Regions from separate parts of the Mus musculus genome. Here all the other regions are linked to region 1. Evidence: chromatin loops called from intact Hi-C (ENCODE). Cell type or tissue: left cerebral cortex. All regions are shown on one strand.

Region 1 (8,000 bases):
CTTGAAAGGAGTGGATGATCTCTTCATATGCAAAACAGACACATTAGAATCATATGTTAACATCCCCCTTCCCTACATTAGAGACTTGACAAATGTGCTAATTGTGATGATAAATCTCTTCATAACTCACTTCATAAACAAAATAGAATTGCCCTCTGCAACTGAGATTTATGAAAGTGACATGGTAAGACGAGGCTTGCAACTCAGGATGTTTATTGCTCGTGGGGCTGTGGCTGACCTGTTGTGACACAAGCTTCCAGCTGGGTAGAGATGGAGCAACTGGACCCCATTGTGTAACTGATTCTTCTCCTTTCCTTCTTGGGTTCCTGACTTGGGCTGTACTTCAGCTCAGCAGATTTCCTTCTCTAAGATCATACCGCAAGAGCTCGCCATTGGTTACAAAGCATGGCCACAGATCACCAAAGACATCACCTTTGAAATGTAGACGGAAGATTCACATAAAAACACCCTGTTCTTTAAGCTTTAGAGAAGTTTAAAGAGAACTTTAAAGTTTGAAGAGAAGGATGTGGGAATCTTTTTTTATGACCTTTTATCACTGCGTGTAGGGCCTCAGAGCAGGTTGGAGGTCGGAGGACAACCTCGGGTGTCGTGGCTCACCTACCTTGATGGAGAACAGCAAGGTTCTTGCTTATCGTGCACATAAGGCTAACTGGACTCAGCTCATTCTCCACCTCCCAGCTCATCATGAGACTGTTGGAATTCCAAGGCTGAGCCCGGTTAGTTGGTTACTCTTTCTATTGCTGTGAAAAGACACCTTGGCCAAAGCAATTCTTACGAAAGACAGTGTTTAATTGGGGGATTTGCTTACTGTCTCGGGGGCTTAGATCATTATCATCACGACAGGCAGATGTGGTGCTGGAGAAATAGCTGAGAGGTCTACTTTATACCCTGACTTGCAGGCAGCAGGCAGAGAAAAAATGGGTGTGGCATAGGATTTTGAAGCCTCACTCCTTACACACATAAACTTCCTTCAACAATGTCATACCTCCTTATCCTTCTAATCTAGCAGTTCTCAACCTATGGGTCTCGACCCTTGGGGAGTTGACATATCAGATATTCTGCATATCAGATATTTACATTACTATTTATAACAGTAGCAAAATTATAGTTATTAAGTCGCAATAAAATAATTTTATGGTTGGGGGGCAATGCAACATGAGGAACCGTATTAAAAGGTCACAGCATCAGGAAGGCTGAGAAGCACTGTTCTAATCCTTTCAAACAGTTCCACTCCCCAGTGACTAAGCATTCAAATGTATGAGCCAGTGGGGGCCATTCTTTTTTCTGTTGTTGTTGTTTCGAGACAGGGTTTCTCTGTGTAGCCCTGGCTGTCCTGGAACTCACTTTGTAGACCAGGCTGGCCTTGAACTCAGAAATCCGCCTGCCTCTGCCTCCCGAGTTCTGGGATTAAAGGCGTGCGCCATCACGCCCGGACGGTGGGGCCTATTCTTAATCAAACCACCACAGCTGCTGAGTCTGGCTTTGCCTGGGTTCTGTGGATCTGAACTCATATCCTTGCACTTGTCCATGCATATTCACTGAGTCAATTCACCAGCCAGTCCCTTCTGATGACATCTTAAAAAAATTACTTATTTATGAATATGCTGTAGCTATCTTCAGACACACCAGAAGAGAGCATCAGATCCTGGTAGAGATGGTTGTGAGTCACCATGTGGTTGCTGGGATTTGAACTCAGGACCTTCAGAAGAGCAGCCAGTGCTCTTAACTGCTGAGCCATCTCTCCAGCCTCTGATGACATCTTATTGAAGATGCAGCAGCTCCTCTGCCTTGAATTCTCGTTCGGAGTTTGTAATATGTTTTCTTTCTCTTACACTATGGAGAAGACAGAGGGTCAGGGAAATCAGGTTACTGGCTGCGGGTAACGGAGAACACTATAAATTGAAAACAAAGGGATTCTCTTCTGGTAAGGTCTGTGTAGAAACATGGAGATCATACTTAAGAGCTAAATTCTAATAATGTGTCTTTTGAAGCCATTGCTCTTTCCATTATATCATCTCGTGGCATGCAAGAAGGCTGCCGTAATACTTTAAAATACCACCAACAAACTGCTGCAAGAGAAACGTTTTCCTGAGAACATTCAGCTCAACTGAGCCCACGAGTCACAGCTGACCTACATTCAATGAGCACATTTATGAAAGATGAGTAAGAGAACATTTGTCTCTCAGGCCACTGAGACGGGCTGATAGTCACAGTTAGTCATTTGGATCACTCCTCGGTTCTCCACAGCAGCCGAGTGCCTACAAGACCTTTTCTTAGATTCGTATTTAAGCGCCAGAGGGTAGTCAACGAGCTAAACAGGCAGATGCACTCTTGGTGTCTTCTCAGTGCGAACAAGACGTGCAGGAACAACAGCAGACCGCCACCGGACAACTCTGCCCTGTTCGTGGGCTGAGCTACCCAGAATAATTCATAATGGGTTCTATCATTCGAGGCTTTCTTGTTTAAAAGCCTGCTAAATCTCTCTGCCTGTCTTTCTCTGTCTCTCAGTCTCTGTCTCTCTCTTTCTCCATCTACTCTTCCTCCCCCCTCCCTGCCCCCCTTCTCTATGTGTTCCTGGACAGCCTTCTTTCTTCCCTCCTGTCTCCTCTCCTTTTGTCCTTCTCTGGTCCCCTCCCATATCTGCCTCTACCCCCTCCTCCAGGTCACAAATAAACTTCTTTTTCAAAATATTTTTCTTTTCTTTCTTTCTTTCTTTCTTTCTTTCTTTCTTTCTTCCTTCCTTCCTTCCTTCCTTCCTTCCCTTCCCTTCCCTTCCCTTCCCTTCCCTTCCCTTCCCTTCCCTTCCCTTCCCTTCCCTTCCCTTCCCTTCCCTTCCCTTCCCTTCCCTTCCCTTCCCTTCCCTTCCCTTCTCTTCTTCTTCTTCTTCTTCTTCTTCTTCTTCTTCTTCTTCTTCTTCTTCTTCTTCTTCTTCTTCTTCTTCTTCTTCTTCTTCTTCTTCTTTTTTAAGATTTATTTACTTATTTCTTGTATGTGAGTACACTGTCACTCTTGTTAGACACACCCGAAGAGGACATCGGATCCCATTACAGATGGTTGTGAGCCACCATGTGGTTGCTGGGAATTGAACTCAGGACTTCTGGAAGTGCTCACCGCTGAGCCATCTCTCCAGCCCTATTCTTTATTTAATTTATTTACATACCAAATGTTGCTCCCCTCCCCATCTCAGAGTTCTTTACCCCTCCCCCTTCCCCTTTGCCTCGGACAGGGTGCTTTCCCAGTCCACCACTGGCCACTCCACCCCCGAGGCCTTGCCTGGAGCATCAACTAACTCTCTCTCTGTCTCTGTCTCTCTCTGTCTCTCTCTGTCTCTCTCTGTCTCTCTGTCTCTCTGTCTCTCTGTCTCTCTGTCTCTCTGTCTCTGTCTCTGTCTCTGTCTCTCTCTCTCTCTCTCTCTTAAATGCGTGCTAAATTATCCGTTCATCTGCTTACTACAGTCATCTTCCATCCTCGGCCCTAGGATGTGAACAACCTGAGTTAGTATCAGAGCTTCCTGAGCGAATCTCCCCTTGTCAGCCACTCTTGCTCCCATGCATGGCAGGTAGATATACCCTCCCTCGACAGCGCGCTGCTCTTACAGCCTCACACCTTGGGCTCAGAAGGAAAGCGATTTCCAAGTTTCAAAGACAAACTTTAGAAATTCCGGTCACTCACCAGGCTTCTTGGGCCCTCCCTTTTGATGCAAGGTCATAAAGACTCAGGTTCTCACCTTGGTTTATGCTGTTGTTTGTTTTTTTTTACTTTATTTTATTTTTTTATTACAGGCTGTAGTTCTGCTTTATAAAGGAACAGGAAGTGAAAATAACCTTGGAATTCCAATCTTAAGTTGTTGTCGAGCGCCACCTGCTGTTTGTACTGAAAAGCAGCTTTAGAGGCGGGAAATATGCCTTTAATAAATACTTTAACCTATTGGCTATGTTTTACCACGGGAAAGAACCACGGCGGTGTTTTAGACAGCTGTCTGATTTTATGCAGGACTCAAGTCGTAGTAAAATAGCTCAAGAACAGTAGCTTACGCTATATTTCTTGAATTTCAGGTCCCGACTGTTCTTTAAGCCTACAAAAGAATTGAGTCGAAGTGAATTTCTGAAGAATATCCTTGTCCTTACTGCTGTTTCACAGGTGGACAAATAACATTTCCTGGACAGCCAACTGCTTTTTCCCCTGTATCTACACAGGATCTGTTTACTCTATGTGTCTCTTGACATGTGTGAATTGCAGTATAAATAATTTGCTACTGGTAATCGGCACAGATCATGAAAATTGCAAGGCAGGGGGTGACTCATTCAATTTTTATTGAATTATTGATTCTAAATTATTCATCCTCCCCAGCCTTTGCTCCCCTTTCCTGTGTATGCAAAAGACATACTTCTGGGCTTCCAATAGCTTCTTTGTCTTGACCAATGGGGCTTTCTTTGGTCAGTAGGGTGTGCTTTGAATGAATATGTGCCTGAGTGACTTCAATTAGGTCTGCCTTACCACTGACGGTCTCTACCAAAGCACAAAGCCTCCTCCCTCAGCTCCAGCTCCTGGAAGATGACATGGGTCACTGAACTAATCCCTAACAGAGGAGTTGAGCTTATCAGTCACAGCTGACCTATCTATGGTCAGCTCATGAGATGAATAGATGTTTTTTGTGTCTTTTAAATATTGTTGCTTGAGATCTTATTTTATTTATTTTACATGTATGGGTGTTTTGCCTGCATGCGTGTCTGGGCATCATCTGCGTGCAGTGCCCGAGGAAGGCAAAAGAGGGACCAGATCACCTGGAACTGGAGGTTGTTGGCTGATTGGGTTGGGTCTGGGAACTGAACCCAGATCTTCTGGAAAGGCAACCAGTGAGCCATCTCTGCAGTCCCTACACCTTTGTTTTTAATGTTTTCCAGCCACTTCTATTTTTCTAATGTTTAAAAGGCTTTAAATGTGGTAAAAATGTATACACATAAAAATCTATCATCTTATCAATTTTTAAGCGTACAGCTTGGTGCAAAATGCATTTATCTTGTGCACCCATCGCCACCGAATTTTCTTATCATTTCATCCTGTGACACGGAAATTCTGTATGCATTGAACAGAAACTTCCTGTTTCTCCTCACCTCTAGCACCTTTGGGGCACCGTCTTCATCACGACGGCCTCTATCAATGTAACGGTTCTCACGCCGTGACTTACATAGCCGTTCTCTTCTTGTGATTGATTTGTCTAGTGCAATGTCCTCTAAGTTCCTTCATACTGTTGTATATTTGATGTAGAATCATACTGTGCTGTGTATCTACTGTGTTTTGTGTATGCTTTCACATGTAGGTTGTTTCCTCCTGTGAGTAACTCTCAGCAACATTGCTGTGAGCCTAGCTATGCAGAACTCACTTCAAGTCCCCGCTTCCGATTCCATCGAGAGATGGGATTGCCAGATCATATGGTAACTCTGTTCTTATGTTGGTGCTTTCTACAACAGCTCGTCTCCCACCAGCAAAGCTCACCACATCCTTACTGACCCATTATGTGTTTCTTTTATGAGTCATCTTGATGCCTGGGAGGTGCTATCTCAATGTGGTTTTGTACAAACGTTTGCTTTTTAAGCTACGGAGGACTTGGGACTTTTTGTTTGTTTGTTTTATGTTCTTTGCTGTTGTCGATGATATTTTGTTTTGTTTTGGTTGTTTTCTGTGACGAAGGCTGACAGAGTTGGAACACAAGTCTGGCTGATTCCAAAACCTGCAGAAACTACCAGAGAAAAAGGGTATTGCCTCTAGAATGTGTTATTTAATTAATTTGTGATATGGGGAAAAAGAAGAGAGGGGGAGAAGGGAAGTGGTGGGGGAAGGGGGACCGGGAAAGGGAGAAACGGGAGGGAGAGGGGGAGGCAGGGGGAGGGAGATCACATTGTTAAGATTGTTACTCCCTCATTCTCTTTATGGCCCTTCTTTTTATCTTTGTAAAAATCACATATTAAGTCAAATGTAGTGGTGCATGCTTGTAGTCCCAGCTCTTGGGGGTGCAGGTGGGGGAATCAGAAATTCAGGGACAGCCTGGGTTACATGACATCCCGTCTCAAAGAAACCAAAAATAAAGTGTATGAAGCACTTTCTACCCTCTAATATAGTAGGACAGTGGTTCTCAACTTTGCTAATGCTGGTGACCCTTTAATACAGTTACTCATGTTGTGGTGACCCCCCCAACCAGAAAATTATTTTCATTGCTACTTCATAAGTGTAATTTTGCTACTGTTATGTATCATAATATAAATCTCTGATATGCAGGATATCTGATATTTGACCCCACACACACAGGATAGAGAACAGCTGTACTTGGCATTAAGCTTTTTAATGTTTGCAGCATGTTTCTCCTAGCAAATTTTAAGATAGAAAACATTTTTCCACTATAATCCCTATTTATAAAATGTGAGAGATAAAAAGTATTCATAATAAATTATTTATCTATCTATCTATCTATCTATCTATCTATCTATCTATCTATCTATTTATTTTTGATACAAAGCATTTAAGTGAATACACGAGGGGGCACTACCTGGGGAAAGAGGGGAACCATCCAGGGAGGGGCCAGGAATATGGGTCATGTCATTGTGGGAGGGGAGTAATTAAGTACAAAGTACACTGACATGTATATTTTAAAATATCACAATGAAACTATGCATGTTATGAACTATGTATGCTAACCTAAGACGAATAGATATCAAAAGAAAAATTTTTTAAATTAAAAATGATCGAATGGGGCTGGTGAGATAGCTCAACGGGTAAGAGCACTGACTGCCCTTCTGAAGGTCCTGAGTTCAAATCCCAGCAACCACGTGGTGGCTCACAACCACCTGTAATGAAATCTAATGCCCTCTTCTGGTGTGCCTGAAGACAGCAACAGTGTATCTATAATAATACACAAATCTTTAAAAAAAAAAAAAAAAAAGACTGAATGAAATAAAAGACCATTTCTGGATGCTTGCTGTGGTATTTTAATAACGTGGCCAGTAGAGGTCAGAGCTGAGTTTTAAAACATTGTCGATGGCAAATCATTTCATATCTGTGTTTACACAAGAGTCTGTTCATTCTAGGTGTCTCTTGATCTGTATGGACTGGGCAGTCACAATTGGCATGGATCATGAAAGGCATTACCTGGCAACAGATACCTCAAATTGGCTTCCCCTCTATACATGACCTGGTCTTGGAACTCAAGTAGAAAAGAAAGAAAGAAGGAAGGAAGAAAGGAAGGAAGGAAGGAAGGAAGGAAGGAAGGAGATATAAATTTTATTTCTGTAAGCTGGACTAGAAATAGACTTTAAGGCTATCCACAATTGTATAAATTATTGCTCATAAATAAAAGTTATATTCAATAAAACAACCAGAGGAGGCAATAAGTAATTGTAAAGCTATTTACCTATCTTAGCAAACATTTCCTACCCAAGTTTGTGCATGTGTGACTCTGTGTGGATATAACAGACTTGGTGGTTAATATTGGTTGTTAGCTTGCCCAGATGTAGACTTACCTAGGAGACATACCTTTGGCCGTGTCTATGAGGGTGTTTGCAGAGAGCTTCAACTGAGATAGGTTAATCTGCTTGCAAACTGGGGGTACCATTCCATAGGCTCATGCCCAGGACTGAATAAAAAGGAGGGAGTGTGTAGGTCACCAGTGTCCATTGTGCCTTGCCTTGGGCTGTAACCATCTGTCTCAGGCTCCTGCCACTATGCCTACATGTCATGATAGACTGTATGTAACCTTGAGCCAAAATAAATCACTCCTTCCACGGGTTATTATTTGTTAGTTTGTTGTTATTGTTTATTAGTTTAGATTTTGTTTTTTGGTCTTGGTAATAAACAACAGTAGTTAATATATCTTGTTAACACTAGAATACTTCACTGACATTTTTCTCTTCCTTTTTACAACAACAGTAAAATAAATGGTGAACCGAGGGTCACAGCCCACGACTCTGTCTAGAGTGTGGCTTGTT
Region 2 (8,000 bases), 57 kb before region 1:
GCTATGAAAATACTGGAGGAAATTCCTGGAGGAAGATAGAATGAGGGTCTTTAAGCAAAAGCCCACAGTGACACACCTACTCCAACAAGGCCACACCTCCCACTATGGCCACTCCCAGGGCTCCCACTATGGCCACTCCCAGGGTCAAGAATATACAAAACAATACAGTCAGCTCCCTGGCTCCCATAGGCTTATTTAAACAAAGGAGTCTATGGGGGCCACACCTAGACATAGCATAATAAAAGAGTGCTTTTAGTCCACATTCCAAAGTCCCCACAGTCAACAGCAGTCTCAAGAATGTTAAAAGTCCAAAGTTCAAAGTCTCTTCTGAGATTCATCCACTCACTTAACTGTAACCCCCAAAGCAAGACTGGAAACCAGCAGGGCAAACTCCAAAGCCTGCATCTCCTAGTCTGATGTCAAAAAGCCAAATCTCTAACTCCTTCTACATCTTTGTTGACTGCAACAAATTTCTTTCTCCTGGGTTGGTTCCACTCCCTGTTAGCAGCTTTCCTCAGCAGATAACCCATGGCTCTGGCATTTTTGAACATCTTGGAGTCTCCAAGGCAACTTAAACATTACCGCTTCTTGTTCCAGTATCTAGGATCCACACATGATCTTCTGGGCTCTTCCAAAGGGCTTGTGTCACTTCTCCAGCTCTGCCCTCTGTAGCATTCTCTGTAGCAGATTGACTCCACTCCACTGTTGCTGTTGTTCTTGGTGATCATTCTATGGTACTGGCATCTCCAATATGTTAGGGGCCTTCAGCTGCAACTAAGTTTCACCTCTCATAGGCTCTCTTCATGGTGCCACGCCTCAAATCCTTTGCATAACCTCTTCAGTCCTAACCCATCAACAACTGAGGCTGCACTTTCACCAATGGTCTTCCCTGGCCTCTCACAGCTGCTCTTCATGACCCCTTCATACCTTCAAAACCACTACCACTTGGGTGACACTTATACATTACCAAGTACAGCTGCAGTACAGGGTACAAACTTGGGTATCTCGGAAACACAGCTTCTTTTGCCTTCAGAAAACAACTCCCAGACGATTTCACCTCTGTGGTATTGATCTCTTCGTAATCACTGCTAATTTCTTAGCTCCAGCTAGCCAGCATCAATTGTCCTAGTGGTGCCTTCTATTCTTGACTCTAAAGCCAGCCACATAGCCGGAGCACCTGAGTTCTGCTACTTGCTGAGGCTGGAATGTGGCCCCTTCTTATTCTATTACCAACTTTATGTTTTCCAACTCCTTCCCAGCCTAAGCTTAGCTGTCCTGGAACTTGCTCTGAATATTGACCTTGAACTCAGAGATATGTGTGGCTCTGTATCATTAATGCTGGCATTAAAGGCATGTTCTACCATGACTGGATTTAAACTTTTCTCTATTTGGAACTTGCTCTGTTCCAAGCTGGTCTTGAACAATGAAATCTGCTTGGCTTTGTCTCTTTGGATTAAAGGTGTGAAAGCTTGGGCCTAAGTTTTTCATGACCTCTGTGACGATTATATATATATATATATATAATCGTCACTGAATTGGTTGAATCTAAAACAGGCTTTCTCAAAACTCTTCCACTTGAAATAAATTATTTTTGCTTAAGCTTAAGTCTAATAATTATCAGAGGTTCAGGGTTGGCATGGCCACGCCCATTCTTCCACCCCGCCCACCACAGGCACAGGCAAAAATACACATTACGCGAGCACAAACACGTACCCAGGCGCGCACGCGCGCAACCCCCCCCCCCCCCACACACACACCCGCGGCACACACAAGCACACATGTACGCATGCATATGACTCAAGAAAAGAGGTTTCTCGATCCTCGTCCCCTACAGCCAGGGCTAAGTTTTGATGAGTAGTCTGCAGACGTGATACTAGTGTGCTTCCTTTAAATGGTCTTAAACCCTCTTAGATCCGTTTGAAAGGAATCCAAGTGGCAGTAGAGGCGACAAGCAGCCCGATGCCTGCCAACCCGTCGGCACACGAGTATGCCAAGGACCTGCCACGCTCTAGAAGTCAGCTGCGGTATGGAGATGGAGATGAAGGACTCTCCGCCTAAAGAGCGCTAGGTATCCCGAGTTTTCTTTCAATAAATACCAAACAGCCCGTAAACTTTTTCTCACTTAATTCTTACTACCCCCCCCCACCCCCCACCCCCCCACACACACACACCATTAATGCTTCTTCCCAGGAGTCAGCTGGCGGTCTGAACACTAACTTTGCGAAACAAGAGGAGCTAAAACCAGCCCTTGCTCGCAGGAGAGAATAGAGGCGAGAAAACACGGTAAAAGCCTGACCTCACAGTCAGACTTGCCCGGTGCTTGGAATGGAAAAAAAAAAAAACTAGGGGTGGCTCGCCACGCGACGCATGCTGGGATGAGTAGTTTGTCCCGCTGGTCCCGCACGTAATCAGAACAGAGCGCAAGTTAGCTCCTCGATCAAGAACTACCATTCCCGTGGGGCCGCGCGGCAGGTGTGGGGCGGGGCCAGAGGAGGGGCGTCTCCCTCGCGCAGGTTCTGGGGTTGAGAAGGAGGCGGAGGAGCTGCGGTCCAACTGCTGAAGTCTCCATGTGACAGTGAGTGGGGTCTCCTTTCTAGGCGCCACTTCACTCCTGATCACAGTCACAGGACCTGGTAGCTATTCCAGCACCGACAGACCGGCCGGCCCTGGACTCTGGGCGTCGGACCGTGCCGCCACCAGACTTGGGGTGCGGAGTGAACGGCCGCCCAGGGGAAGGAGGCGGAGCGGCGCGGCGAGCGGGGCTCTGTAGCGGCGCCGGCGCCCCCGAACTGGCAGACATGAACGGCTTCACTCCGGAGGAGATGAGCCGAGGCGGGGACGCGGCCGCCGCCGTGGCCGCGGTGGTCGCTGCTGCGGCTGCCGCCGCCTCGGCGGGGAATGGGAACGCAGCCGGCGGTGGGGCAGAGGTACCCGGTGCCGGTGCAGTGTCAGCTTCTGGGCCACCTGGAGCGGCCGGTCCCGGCCCTGGGCAACTCTGTTGTTTGCGGGAGGACGGTGAGCGGTGCGGGCGCGCGGCAGGCAACGCCAGCTTCAGCAAAAGGATCCAGAAGAGCATCTCTCAGAAGAAGGTGAAGATCGAGCTGGATAAGAGTGTAAGTGGCCCAGGGACCGCCCTGCCCTATCCTGCGTGCCTCGCCGGATGGTTGGCGGGGTTCACGAGTCTCGGGGATTGGGTTGCAGGTGGGATTAGTGGTTCTCTGATTGAAACAAAGTCCCTGCAACTCCGGCCACCTTCCCCAGCGCGCGCTCGCGCAGTGGTGCGGGGCTCCTCCGCCCCTCGCCCGGACTCCCGCTGCCTCGCGTGTCTCCCACGCCAGGCTTCCCTCTTCCTCCTTTGCTGCGATCTGGAAACGAAACAAAGGGGACCGCAGCACCGAGGGCCCGGAGTAGTTTTCTCGCAGCCGGGCAGTCCCTTCTGGAATGGAGGCGCCTTTGTTTTGCTGCCAGAGCCGGTGTCTGCCCTAGGGAGCAGCTTCGCTCCTCTAGGGAAAGTAGAGTCTGGCTGGACCCCACAATTCTCTCTCTCTCTCTTTTTTTCCTTTTTGTCTTTTCTTTTTTTCTTTCCTCCTCGTTGTTCTCTTTCTCTTGAACACAGACAAGCAAGCTGAGCTCACCAGTTGCCTTACAGGGAGATAGATGATTGTAAACGTTGTTTGCGGTGTCAGCTCTTCGGGCAGCTGCTCCGAACCAAGGCTGCAAATAAGCCTCTGCGGTTTTACAGCCCTCTCGGCAGCCATCGGGATTTCTTTTTCTGTCTTTATGCACGTCTGCTGTTTTGGCCAGCTATGAGGTTTCAGAGAATTCCATTGCTACTTTTCAGAGCTCTGACTGATGGCAAAGGAAGAACAAGATACAGAACCTCCAGACATCCTGTATATTTTTAACTTACCCTTAGCTTAGAAGTCAATTTAAAAGCCTGTTCATTCGGCCTTTAATTGTAGCCTTAAAAGGGGGGGGGGGGAGAGTGTCAATCAGCTCAGTATTTCCTAGTCCACTGTATATACAGCTCTCAAATCCCCGAGTAATTAATTTTTTTGAAAAGTTTATTTGTGATTCTGTTTAGGCAGGTTTCTCAGTAGGGTCCATGAGAAACTTTGCAAGAGAACATGAATAATTTGCTTTAATTGAAAACACAAAATACAGAGAAATATATTCGCTTAATCCTTAAAAAGAAACCTTAGGGTTCAAATTTAAACATAGGATATGAATTCAATGTTGCATTTGTAAAGAAATGCATACTTTGTACCTGTAGAATTTCACTATCTAACAGATCAATCAGAAAGCATGTACCTACGAGTAATATAATGCTGCTCTCAAGCTAGAGAAAATACAAGGACAAATTTGTGGGCAATGCCACCTCTCCCTTTTAAGTTAAAATCAGCAGGAGCTAACTTATTTAGGTCACCTTCCCTGCAATTTGATGACAAGACCCAGAGAATTGGAATTTTTCTTCCTTTCCTGCCTGCCTGCCTTCTCCAAGATACTACCCGCCCGCCCACCGCTTCCAATTCCTCCCCTCCCCCATTTCCTTAACAGTATCGCCAGATTGCTAATGTTACAACATTTTAATAGTGGAAAGAAACATTGCATCTTCTGAACAGTGGCCTGTTAAGATGATTTTTAGTCAGCCACCTGGGCCTATGCATTTTACTAATACTTAGCTGCAGTTTTTCTGGACTCACAGTCTTTGAAAATTTTTCCTTTACAGGCAAGGCATCTTTACATTTGTGACTATCATAAGAACTTAATTCAGAGCGTTCGGAACAGAAGGAAGAGGAAAGGAAGCGATGATGATGGGGGAGACTCGCCTGTTCAGGACATCGACACTCCAGAGGTAGATGGCAGGCTTTTCCCCATGTTATATGTAAATCATAAGCATGCTGGCAATCCCAACACCATTCTGTAAATATTTGAGCTCTTCTTTAACTGTTTAAAGCATCTGAAAAATCTCAAAAGTTATATACAGTCAGTGAAGATGTATTTATACTAATATTAAATCTCAGACGACATTCTTACAGCTCTTGACATACAACTTCCTCTTTTGTTTCTCCGGAAGTTTACAATATGTATCCCCCAAAGATGGAACTGTTTAATAAAGTACAGGTCTGAGTGTGTAAATGAAGTCATTGTGTGAAGTGTCATAATACAGATCAATGATATCTTTTCAACAGAGTGAACTAACTCATCTATTTTTTTTTTCTAGGTTGATTTGTACCAATTACAAGTAAATACACTTAGAAGATACAAAAGACACTTCAAGCTTCCAACCAGACCAGGTCTAAATAAAGCACAACTTGTTGAGGTATATATAAATAAGCTTTATACTGTTTAAACAATCCTGTTCACACCAACAAGGTATCATTAAGTGATGATGAAATAGATGAATGTAGTATATTAAATAGTATATTGCATGTAGTAAAGTAAAAGTTAATAGGTGTATTGTGGAATGTAGTTGTTTAGAAACATCTATCTGCCACCTAGGAAAGCTCTCCAGTGAGTGCTCAGTGGATTACATTCAGAGTATATACAGTGTCTTTTAATGTTGATTTTTCAGAGTAAGCAATGAGAATTTTTTAATCATTGTTCTAGAATCTTGTTTTAAAGGGATGGACTATACATGTGGATTGGAATATAAATGGAATATTTCCATTGAGGGATGGAAAATAAATAAGCTTACAAGTATTTGTTAGAATGTAATTTTCAAAGTTTCTGCAGGTGAGCCCTGAAACAGGATTTCCCTTGCTTTCTAATTTTACTTTGAGATACACTTGCCTTTGTTAGTAGTTGTTTTTAAGTAAAGGATACTTTCTTTACATCAAGAGAAAGAACAAAAATAAGGCTTTATGTTAAAGTTAAAGTTTGCTTGGTATGGGACTTCAGTTCCTTTGGTATGTTTTGGAAGCTAGTTTTGTGTGTGTGTTGAAGTAATAAAGCCACAAAAATCTGTGAACTTTTAAAATACAGATTTAAATAATTATACTTTATATCTAAAGCAAACATTTCCACTGAGTAGACAGATCAAAATATGTATGTATGCATCAACACATATATATTTATGTGAGTGTTCTTATATTCTTCAGCATGACATTAGTAGTTAGCCTACATTTCCAATGTGTATAAATAAATGATAAATATGAGTTAGAATTTTTTTAGAAAGCTCTATAACATTAAAATTCAGTATGCTAACTAGCCAAATTTTCTTCTATATTTCTTGCCTAGGCAACAAAACTATTTTTCTTTAAATTTATTTCAAAGCTATCATCCTTTTTCTGCTGCACAGTACATATATATAGACATTCCCTACTATAATGAAAATATAATAGACACTAGTGTAATTATCCCTATTCTATAACAAATAGCCAAGAATTGATACAAAGTTGTATTTAAATATAGAACTCAAATCTCAAGCTCTTTTTTTGTTTTGTTTTATTTTGTTTTGTTTTCCAAGACAGGCTTTTTCTGTTTAGCCCTGACTGTCCTGGAACTCACTTTGTAGACCAGGCTGGCCTCTAACTCAGAAACCCACCTGCCTCTGCCTCCCAAGTGCTGGGATTAAAAGTGTGCGACACCACTGCCCGGCTAAATCTCAAGCTCTTAAAATCAGGTCTTATAAACCAGTTGTAGTTCAGTGGATTCTAGAAAAAGGCAGTCTTGAGTCTGAGCATGCGTAGTATTAGCAGCTCAGTTTCTTATCTGTTTATTCTGATGTACATGTTAGAACTGTGCAGTAAAAGACAGGAAAACAGTCCAACATCCTTCTAGCTCCTTGAGGTTTCCATTCTTAAATTTTATTCATAAAAAATTTACAAGAAACTTAAGAGTTAATATCAGTTGTACCAATGGTATTTATGGTACAGTTTGTTACCAAGAATTTTTTTTCCTTATATTACTCTTTTTCTATGAATACAGTCTAAGCCCTCCCTCATATGATGGACATTAGTTTTTTTGTTTTATTTCATTAATATTTAATGTTTAAGAATATGTAGTTTGCAAACTAAAGTTTAAAAGGAAAATACTTATAACAAGTGCACATTAATTAAGTAGACCAAAGGGGGTAAAATACTCAAAGAGTGTATTAATTGTGGAGACTAACGGATCCTTTGAAGTCAGGCTGTCTTTTGTTTATAATATCTTGTTTTTATGTGCTTTGGAGCTTGTTAATATTTTGTTAAGACAGATTAATCTTTAAAAGTATCTTGTGGTCACACAGCACTTTGGCAAAGTTGTATCTTACTCAGCTCACAGCATCTGCTACATCTAACCTTTAATTTGTCCATTTTTTTTAATTTGTAGATAGTTGGTTGCCACTTTAAGTCTATTCCAGTGAACGAAAAAGACACCTTAACATGTTTCATCTACTCAGTGAGGAACGACAAGAACAAATCGGATCTCAAGGCCGACAGTGGTGTTCACTAGGAGAGATGCTGTTCACACTAGCCCATAGATGTCTGCCTGGAAAGAATGTTTACTGGTTTTCAGATGTAGAAATGTTCTTGTGTATTTTTTCTACCGAGGATTTACTTTGACTTTTTTTTTTTTTTTAATGTTGTTGTCATTTTTGATTCTAATAATTAGTTGGAAACTCATAAACTGAGCTTCCTAGATTACACATATTTTAAATAAAGGTTATTACTATTATAGCTGCTTCAGCCTGTTTATTTTATGAAACTTTGTTTTTGTGTTAAACTTTTTGGGACTGGTATTAAGATTTCAGATAAAGGTCATTTTGTAAGCTTTTCTTACAAATTCCAAGTAATTAAAGGTAAAGCAGGAATGACAGACATGACCCCCTCACCTTCCCTAGGTGGATTTGATTTGCAATTAAGCATTCTTGTTTTTGTTTTGTTTTGTTTCTCCGTGTAACCCTGGATGCCCTGGAATTCACTCTGCACACCAGATTGGCCTCACACTCAGAGATCCTCCTGCCTCTGCCTCCTGAATGCTGGGGTTAGAGGCATGCACCACCGCCACCAGGCTAG
Region 3 (8,000 bases), 370 kb before region 1:
GCCAAGTACCCTGGCTTACATGGTGAGTTCTAGGCCAGGAAGACCCTCTAAGGGAGAGGTAGACAGCAGCTGAGGAAGAACGCTTGAGGTTGTCCTCTGTGTGTGTGCATATGACATGAAAGCAAAATAGCAGCTCTTGCAAGGACAGGGGTGACCAGTAATAAGAAGCTAAAACCATGAGCGAGAGGAGCGAGAGTGCAGACAAATAAAAGACAAAGCATGTTCAGAAATGCTACAATGAAGCCCATTATTCTGTGTGCTAACCTTTGTTTGTATGTACATGTGTTTATGTGCATGCACACTCTATGCACATGCAAAGAGACTATGCATAGAGGCAGTTATTCTTCTGAGAGTCTCACCCTGATTCTGGGGCTTGCATTTTCTTCCTAGGCTGGAAACCAGTAGAACCTAGCATTCTGCTCTCTCCATCTCACTTCCTCAGAGCTGGGGTCACAGGCACAGGTCTGTGCATGGCTCTGGAGTTCCTAACTGGTCCTCGTGAATGTTCAAAAAGACCTCTTGACCACTGAGCCCCTTGCACACTAACTCGTAAAACTAATTTTTTAATAAAGGAGGTGATAAAATTGATCAATGTGATGTAATCTTACTGCCTTCCCCACAGTGGAAGTTTTCAAGACAATGAGCCCGGAAAGGCTAGGTAACTCATCAAAAAAACAAAACAAAACAAAACAAACTAAAACAACAACAACAACAAAAAACCTGTCTTGTGTTTGAGACTTCAGTTAACTTTAATTTTTCCTCCTGGCTTTGTATTAAAGGTAATTCATGGCCCTCCTGTTGTGAGTGTGGTTTTTAATCATGAAGGTGAAGGACATCTGAGGCAGCAGCACCTGTCTTAGTTAGGGTTTTACTGCTGTGAACAGACACCATGACCAAGGCAAGTCTTATAAAGGACAACATTTAATTAGGGCCAGCTTACAGGTTCAGAGGTTCCGTCCATTATCATCAAGGCAGGAACAGGGCATCGTCAAGGTGCAGGAGGCGCTGAGAGTTCTGCATCTTCATTTGAAGGCTGCTAGTGGAAGACTGACTTCCAGGCAGCTAAGTCGAGGGTCTTAAAGCCCACATCCAGAGTGTCATGGCTACTCCAACAAGGCCACACCTACTCCAACAGGGCCACACCTTCTAATAGTTCCACACCCTAGGCCGAGCTTATACAAACCAGCACAGCACCCCCAACGTACACTTCAGAAGATGTTTTCAGACAATGCATTGTTTTGATTGAAAGGCACTTTCAGTGCAGCTACATTTAAGGAAAGTGTGGATTCGAATCCAACCTAGAACTTGGAAGTCTTTGTAAAAGGGTCGCTCCTTAAATTGTATTACCTGTGATAGAGAAATGATAGTGTTTAGGTCTTCAATGCCCCTTTGGGTTTTCAATTTTGAAGAATGAAATATTTCAATTAGAGAGCTATAGGGTATATCACGCAGATTTAACAAGAATTGACAGCTGTTGTCATAGTTACAAAGAAACATAACTGGTAAGTACAGCTAAGGTTTTTCCCATCTTACTTTTCTCTGCAGAAGGAGAAACCCACAGTCCAGGCACTATGCCCTGACAGTGTTCCGAATTTCTCCGAATAGACCATAATAGCTGTCTTGGGAAAACAACAAGAAAGTATGCAAGCAGCCTGTTGGCACAGCCAAACCCCTCACAAGTCTCTTGTACACACTGACCAGGAATAGGCTCAGTTGGAGCACGCGTGTGCTTTGGAAAGACGCTTTACCTTACATACGAATTCCACACAAAAGGATGTTGACCAAAATGAACTACTGAGCAATGACCCTTCCCAACCTAAGGTCCTTAAGGAGTTGTTCAAGTAGCCTTCTCTCCCCCTGCCCCACTCTCTCTTCTTGCCCCTCCTCCATCCTGAATTACAGTCAGGGTGCTAGGGTGCCAGAAAAGCCGCAAGTTCAAACCCCAGTCAAGGATTAATCTCACCAGATAATGCCAACCCCCTCTAACACCACGCTCTTGCTAGTCATCTATCCAATGTGTTTTTAAAAGATGGACTTCACTTTAAACCATCAGCCTGGTGAAACTGTTCAATTCTTCCAGGCTGGAGGTTCTGTATCATTAAATAGGGGCAACAATCCCCAATCCTATATGGGTTCTCTGAGAAGAAAGGATGCCTGAGATATAACATCAACCCCCACAGGAAGTCAGTGTCGTCGCTCTACTTCCCTGTCTTCACACACATGTACACACACACACACACACACACACAGGCATGCACATGAATGCACACACACACATCACACTCTCAGGTTCCAGGTTGCTGTGACATGGTTGCGTTGGTCCATTTCCAGCATAATCATTAACTTCCGGTTCTTGTTCACTTCAGGATATCCTGCAGTATGGACAATTACCAGAAGGTTCTGTGGCTCTCAGATGTGGCAATAATTACCAAATATCAGGGGGAACTCAATGGCTTCCTCTTCCTCTGGATCTTCCTCTAACATCGCTGGGGTGTTGCCAGCCTGCAGAGGAGTAGTATTGGCCAGAACTTCCAACAAACAGCCCGGACTCCAGCCTGAGGGCAGGCAAGAAGGCTTAAGAGTCTGTCAGTGAAGCTAGCATTTGGAGCACTGAGGAAGAACAGTCTCTAAAATTAAGGAGAGGTGTCATAAGAAAAAAAAAGCATTGCTTCTTTTTTGTTTTGTTTTGTTTTGTTTTGTTTTTTGTTTTGTTTTGTTTTTTTCGAGACAGGGTTTCTCTGTGTAGCCCTGGCTGTCCTGGAACTCAGAAATCCGCCTGCCTCTGACTCCTGAGTGCTGAAATTAATGCCTCTCGAGTGCTAGGATTAAAGGCGTGCGCCACCACGCCCGGCTTTTCTTTTTTTTTTTTTTTCTTTTTTCTTTTCTTTTCTTTTCTTCTCTTTTCTTTCTTTCTTTCTTTTTTTTTGAAAACATTGCTTCTTGAACTAAGTTCATATCGTCTTTTCAGTCCAAACAGGAAATAAATTTAGATAAATATGAGTCCTAATATCTAAACCAGGTTTAATACTTCTAAGCAGGAAAATTCCAGAATGACATGTGCCCCAGCCTGAATTTTTTATTTGACAGCTGAAAACGAATACGAACAAACTGAAGTATACTGCATATTTTTATTGATTGTTCATTTACCTTAGGCTAAACTGAAGAAAAAGAATATATGGCATGTAGATTAAGAAATGGCCACCAGAGGGCAGCACTAGACAAGAAGAAAACAACACAGGCAGGAGAGGGGGGGAAATCCCTGTAGTTACAGCTCTTTACCAAGATTTCCAGTCACAGGAGAGCCTAAAGATGGAGCTAGAAGGAGATTAGACGTTGCAGGGAGGAGAGACTTGGATCCTGTTTGAAACATGTGTCACTGTACACTGACTTGGTAAAGGCAAATTCATTTTACAGTAATTAACATAAGGCTTATTCAACATTGTGCTTAAAGACTTGTAAGTTATAATTCGCTCTTTTACATTTAGATTTAAGCTCCTGGAAGAGAAGTACATCGGGCCATGGAAATGTGGATATTCATTTTAATTCCAACGCTGTCAAAAGTGACGGAATGAATGAGCAAACACACTTGTTAAAAAGGCAACAAAGCGGGGTCCACTGAAGCATACCTTTATAAGGAAAACCTTCTGCCGTGCTCTAGCCAGGACTAATCCGGCTTCTGTGTGGGAAACAGGCGTATGATTCATCCTTCCGGGGTCATCCGCTGAGCTGTTTGATATCGTTCTAGCTTTGTGTACTGGCTTCCAGTTTCCTCTAGGGATCAAGAAAGAAAAACAAAAATAGATTCAAATAAGAACGTAAGATCTGGAAGGCTCCTCCCCAGCCTGCATTATGAGTACAGCGCGGGGGGCAGGGGCGGAAGAGAGGAGGCGTGCTCTGCCTGGCCTAGTTTGCCTCTTCTCTCCACAGGCCCAGCAGCAGGCACTGGGCTCTTGCAGGGAGGAAGCTTCGCAGCCCTTTCTGTCCTGCTGAGGAAACTGACAGATTTTTTCCTCTTTCCAAGACCTGGAGGGGGACAAAGGCAAACAGAAGTCAATGCATGCAGAGAAAGAACGAATTTGTGCCTTTCTTTGGGGATAAACAACCCCACTGCCAGGACCCAGCATTCTGATGGGTACCAACTGTAGGAAGAAACATCTTATAACTCAGATTCCTGCAAACTACATAACAAGGAAATAAAATATAACTTCCCACAGAGAGAAAAAGCTGTTTTTCAATTGTCTCATCAGGATGCCAGATTAAGATAAGTGTATTTGCAGCTCCAATATAGAGAGTTTATTTGTATAGTATAGTATAATATAATATAATATAATATATAATACAATACAGACTTGGACAAGGTTACACCCACCACATGCATAAGAAAGCAAAGAAACAGATCATGGCTCAAAATCTATATTTTAAAGTATCACTCAAAAGAAGAAATAGGAAAAAAATGACAACCATTTACTTTTAAACTAATAATTTGAGGGGGTTTTTTTTGTTTGTTTTTTCTTTTTAAATATCAAGCACTTCTGTTAAGAAAACCTAGACCCTTGCAGTTAGTAAAACTGTGACCCAGGACTGGGGAGCAGATTGTGAATGTGACAGTAAGTTCTTCCACGATATGAACTTGTTTCTACTGTGGTAAAAATGTGCCTAATGGGGGATTGGTGTGACATGACTGTTGGCTAAGATAAATGGCGACCGGAAGCATTTCAAAGACATAAGAGAGAAAAAAAATTGTTATTGGAAGGTTCAGAAAAAGAAAGCAATTGGTATAATTTGAAGATTTATCGCTCGGGGCCCAGGATTGCAGTCATCAGGTAATAATAACAAGAAGAGTGCAGAATACCTTATGAAAATTCCCCTCTAGCAATCAATCTACGGATGTAAGGAAGATCATTACCTTACAATAACAAACCTAGAAAGCGGAAACAAAAGTTGCCTAAGTTCACCCAGATATAATTATAAGAATAGATGAGGTCTAAGAGACAAATTTGCTGACATTCGGGTATTCTTTGGGGCTTAAACTGATCCATTTCATGGAAAATAGGAGAAAATGGAATATAGGAAGCCGAGATATTTGAGGCAGAAGTCAGTGAAGGTCTGTGCTAGGTGGGGATTTACAACCCCTTCCATCTTTAGGCGTCTGAGTATATAAAAGCTAAGACCTGGAGCGGGGAGCTGGGTGCAGTCCTCGGTCCCTTGCCACAGAGAGAGACAGTGTGATAGAGTCCCTGGTAAATGATCATTCTCTCCAGTGGAAGAATATCTGGGGGGGGGGGATTTAGGAAGAGCTGAAGGAGGGGTGAATATGACAAAAACATATTATATGAAACCCTTGAAGAACTAAGGAGAAGAGGAGGAGGAAGAAGAAGAAAGGAAGGAAGAGAAAAAGCGTGCAAGCCAGAAGCAAGGCAGAAGGCACTGTTCCTCCACGGTCTCTGCTTCAGCTCCCATGCTCAAGCTCCTGCCTTGACTCCCTCCCTCATCCTTGACAATGAACGGGAAACTATAAGCCAAAGGAACCCTTTCCTCCCCGAAAGTTAGACGAGTAAATGACAAAGTCTTGTTGGCCTCTTTGATGATTAATTTTCATTGTCAACATGACTGCGTTTCGAATCGTCCAGGACACACACCTGGGGCCTTGGCAGAGTGGCTTTTCCTGAGAGGCTTCACTGGGGAGGGAAATACTGAGTGAGAAGGCCGTGGGTTATAGCCCTGCTGACTGGATGTGAGATGGTTAGCCACACTGAATCTGCCATCAAGAAGAGGGAAGGAAAGAACCCTGGTGCCTGCTATTTTCTTCCTTTGTTTCCTTTTTATACAGTCTATGGTCCCAGACTATAGAATGGTACCACCCACAATCCTGGTGGGTCTTCCCTGTCAGTCGAAAGCTCCTTTTCTGACCATAGATGCAATCAGCACAGCAACCTGACAGACACTCCAGCTCACACCTTCTCTACAATAATTGAGTCTTTCCTCCAATGTGAGCCAAAATAAATCTTTTCTTCAAAACAAAAAAACAAGCAAATAAACAGAGCCTAAAACACACACAGAGCAAAAAGACAGAAGAGAACCAGGTAAATCGATCAGGACTTCTTGATTCAAACCAGGCAGAGCGCATGCCTACAATCTCAGCCCTAGGGAAACTGAAGCAGGATGTAGAGTTTAAGGTCTACCCGGCTGCATAGTGAGTTGAAGGCCAGTAGGTCCCAGTTCTTTAAAAAAAAGAAGACTAAAACTAACTCATTTATCTTGACAGTCATTTCAATTTTCTGTTGAAATAACTAGCACGTGTCACACATACTGAACATAAATTTTATCGAGCATCTATACTTACCATCAACGTTTGTGGGTGCTGGGAAGTGAGTTTTAAAAGGACATGCTCTGCCATCTAGGATCTCATGTCCAATGAGGGACATGGACCCACAGTGGACAGTCATGAGTCCAATGAGGGATGTGGACCCACAGTGGACAGTCATGACGGACTGAGAAAGAGAGGCGGAAGACGCAGCAGCAGTTCAGACAAGACAGCTGCGTGGGCTACTGGGCGCCTGCACTGAGGAGTAAAATCACTGTAAGATTGCAGCCTGACAGACGACCTAAGTAGACAGGCACCCCAGACAGACTTCTCTGTTGGCTAGGAGTGTGGGCAACAGGAACAGGGAGGCTGGCAGGGGCTGGGGACACAGCTCAAGGAAGGAGCTTTCCTTGCAAGAATAAAGACCCTGTGCTCAAGGCCCAGAATCCACTTCATAACCCAGGTTTGGTGGTACACACAATTTTGTTTGTTTGTTTGTTTGTTGTTTGTTTGCTTTGTTTTTTGTATGCGTTCCTTTTTTTAAAAGATTTATTTATGTTATTTATATGAGTACACTTTAGCTGTCTTCAGACACACCAGAAGAGGGCATCAAATTCCATTACAGGTGGTGGTGAGCCACCATGTGGTTGCTAGGAATTGAACTCAGGACCTCTGGAAGAACGGCTGAGCCATCTCTCCGGCCCCAGTACGCACACACTTTTAATCCCAGCACTGAGGAAGTGTGGAACAGAAAAGATTCCCTAGAGCTCGCTGGCTGCCAAGGCAGTCGACATTGCAAGTTCCAGGCAGCAAGGCACCTTGTCTTTAAAACAGAAGTGTTCAAGGCCTGAAGAGCAATACCTAAAGGTATCGTTAAACTGACCTCTGAAATATCACGAGCACGCGTGCACGCGCGCGTTCAGGGGCCAGAATGAGGGGAAAGAAGCAGGTTATTGCACTGGTCTAGACAAGAGATGCTGACAACAAGGTGCACATCGGGAGGATGAAACTAATTCCAGAAACGCAAGAAGTGGTACAGCCACGTGTGCGGGGTACAGAGCTCAATCCTCCGCACCGCCGAAGACACGGGACGGTGGCAAGACTTGAGAAGTAATTAGATGAGGAAAGTAAAGGAGGCAAAAGTTCAAAGGCTCCCTGGCTGACAAGATCGATGACATTACCACCAACTAAAACAAGTTAAAGGAGAACAGGAGCTCCAAGAAATGAAGAGCCAGTGAGTGTAGTCTGATACGTTGAATTTAAGTCATCTAGGAGACACACAGTTGTGAGATCCTGCCAGGAACTAGACATGACATGGTCACTGGGTTTTGAGCATATGGGTGAAAACTGGCCTGGGAGAACTTAAGGCCAACCAGGACAGAGAAAGAATCCTGGGCAGCACCCATGTTGAACAGACAGAGGAAAGGGTGCAGACAAGTTGGTTACAACAAAGGAGCACAAAGTCACGGATATAGCGCGTTCCAATTAGGTCAGGAACAGCTCAAATAGATACTTCTGCTGTGTGAAGGATTTAAGAGAACTTACGAACCCCTCAGTCCACAAGAACATTTTTTTTAAATCTCTAGAAAAAGGTCTTTTTCTGGCGTACCCTATAAATGACGCTCGGCTCAAGTAACTCAAGAAAATGTTCTTTCTCAACAGGATCACTGTTTGTTCGGTTAACACATTGCGAGGT

What was found. Hi-C counts contacts between places; a loop is a spot of excess contacts. Peaks named below come from ENCODE experiments on the same cell type or tissue, not always from the same donor. Only the 100,000 strongest peaks of a DNase experiment are listed, where the experiment ranks them.
Region 2: a loop joins it to region 1, with 5 times the contacts of the local background. A loop is called at or near these places in 14 of 42 quality-filtered maps.
Region 3: it touches region 1 in a loop (5-fold over the local background); 37 of 42 quality-filtered maps call a loop at or near these places.

Annotation. Positions count from the first base shown.
Region 1 is chr8:57,425,276-57,433,275 of GRCm38, reverse strand. No RefSeq gene overlaps it. Among named protein-coding and RNA genes, the nearest start is that of Gm34099, 26 kb to the right of the region's middle. In left cerebral cortex, CTCF peaks have their summits at 3,887 (motif pointing left) and 7,006 (motif pointing right); DNase peaks (open chromatin) are centred at 2,218, 3,880, 5,459 and 7,034.
Region 2 is chr8:57,482,365-57,490,364 of GRCm38, reverse strand. It overlaps Sap30 (sin3 associated polypeptide), which reads left to right and starts at 2,505. Exons shown (of 4, transcript NM_021788.2): 1 at 2,505-3,113; 2 at 4,730-4,855; 3 at 5,225-5,323; 4 at 7,315-7,663. The coding sequence starts at 2,799. The coding sequence ends at 7,437. 2500002B13Rik (RIKEN cDNA 2500002B13 gene) reads right to left here and starts at 2,402. Exons shown (of 4, transcript NR_126553.1): 1 at 2,172-2,402; 2 at 1-25. In left cerebral cortex, a CTCF peak has its summit at 3,727; DNase peaks (open chromatin) are centred at 2,455, 3,056, 3,324, 3,710 and 2 more places; H3K4me3 peaks cover 3,161 bases; H3K27ac peaks cover 1,673 bases.
Region 3 is chr8:57,795,812-57,803,811 of GRCm38, reverse strand. The region is part of intron 10 of Galntl6 (UDP-N-acetyl-alpha-D-galactosamine:polypeptide N-acetylgalactosaminyltransferase-like 6); the gene reads left to right. Gm2921 (predicted gene 2921) reads right to left here and starts at 3,944. Exons shown (of 2, transcript NR_165835.1): 1 at 3,627-3,944; 2 at 904-1,347. In left cerebral cortex, CTCF peaks have their summits at 3,197 (motif pointing right) and 3,872; DNase peaks (open chromatin) are centred at 3,233 and 3,763; H3K4me3 peaks cover 647 bases; H3K27ac peaks cover 1,060 bases.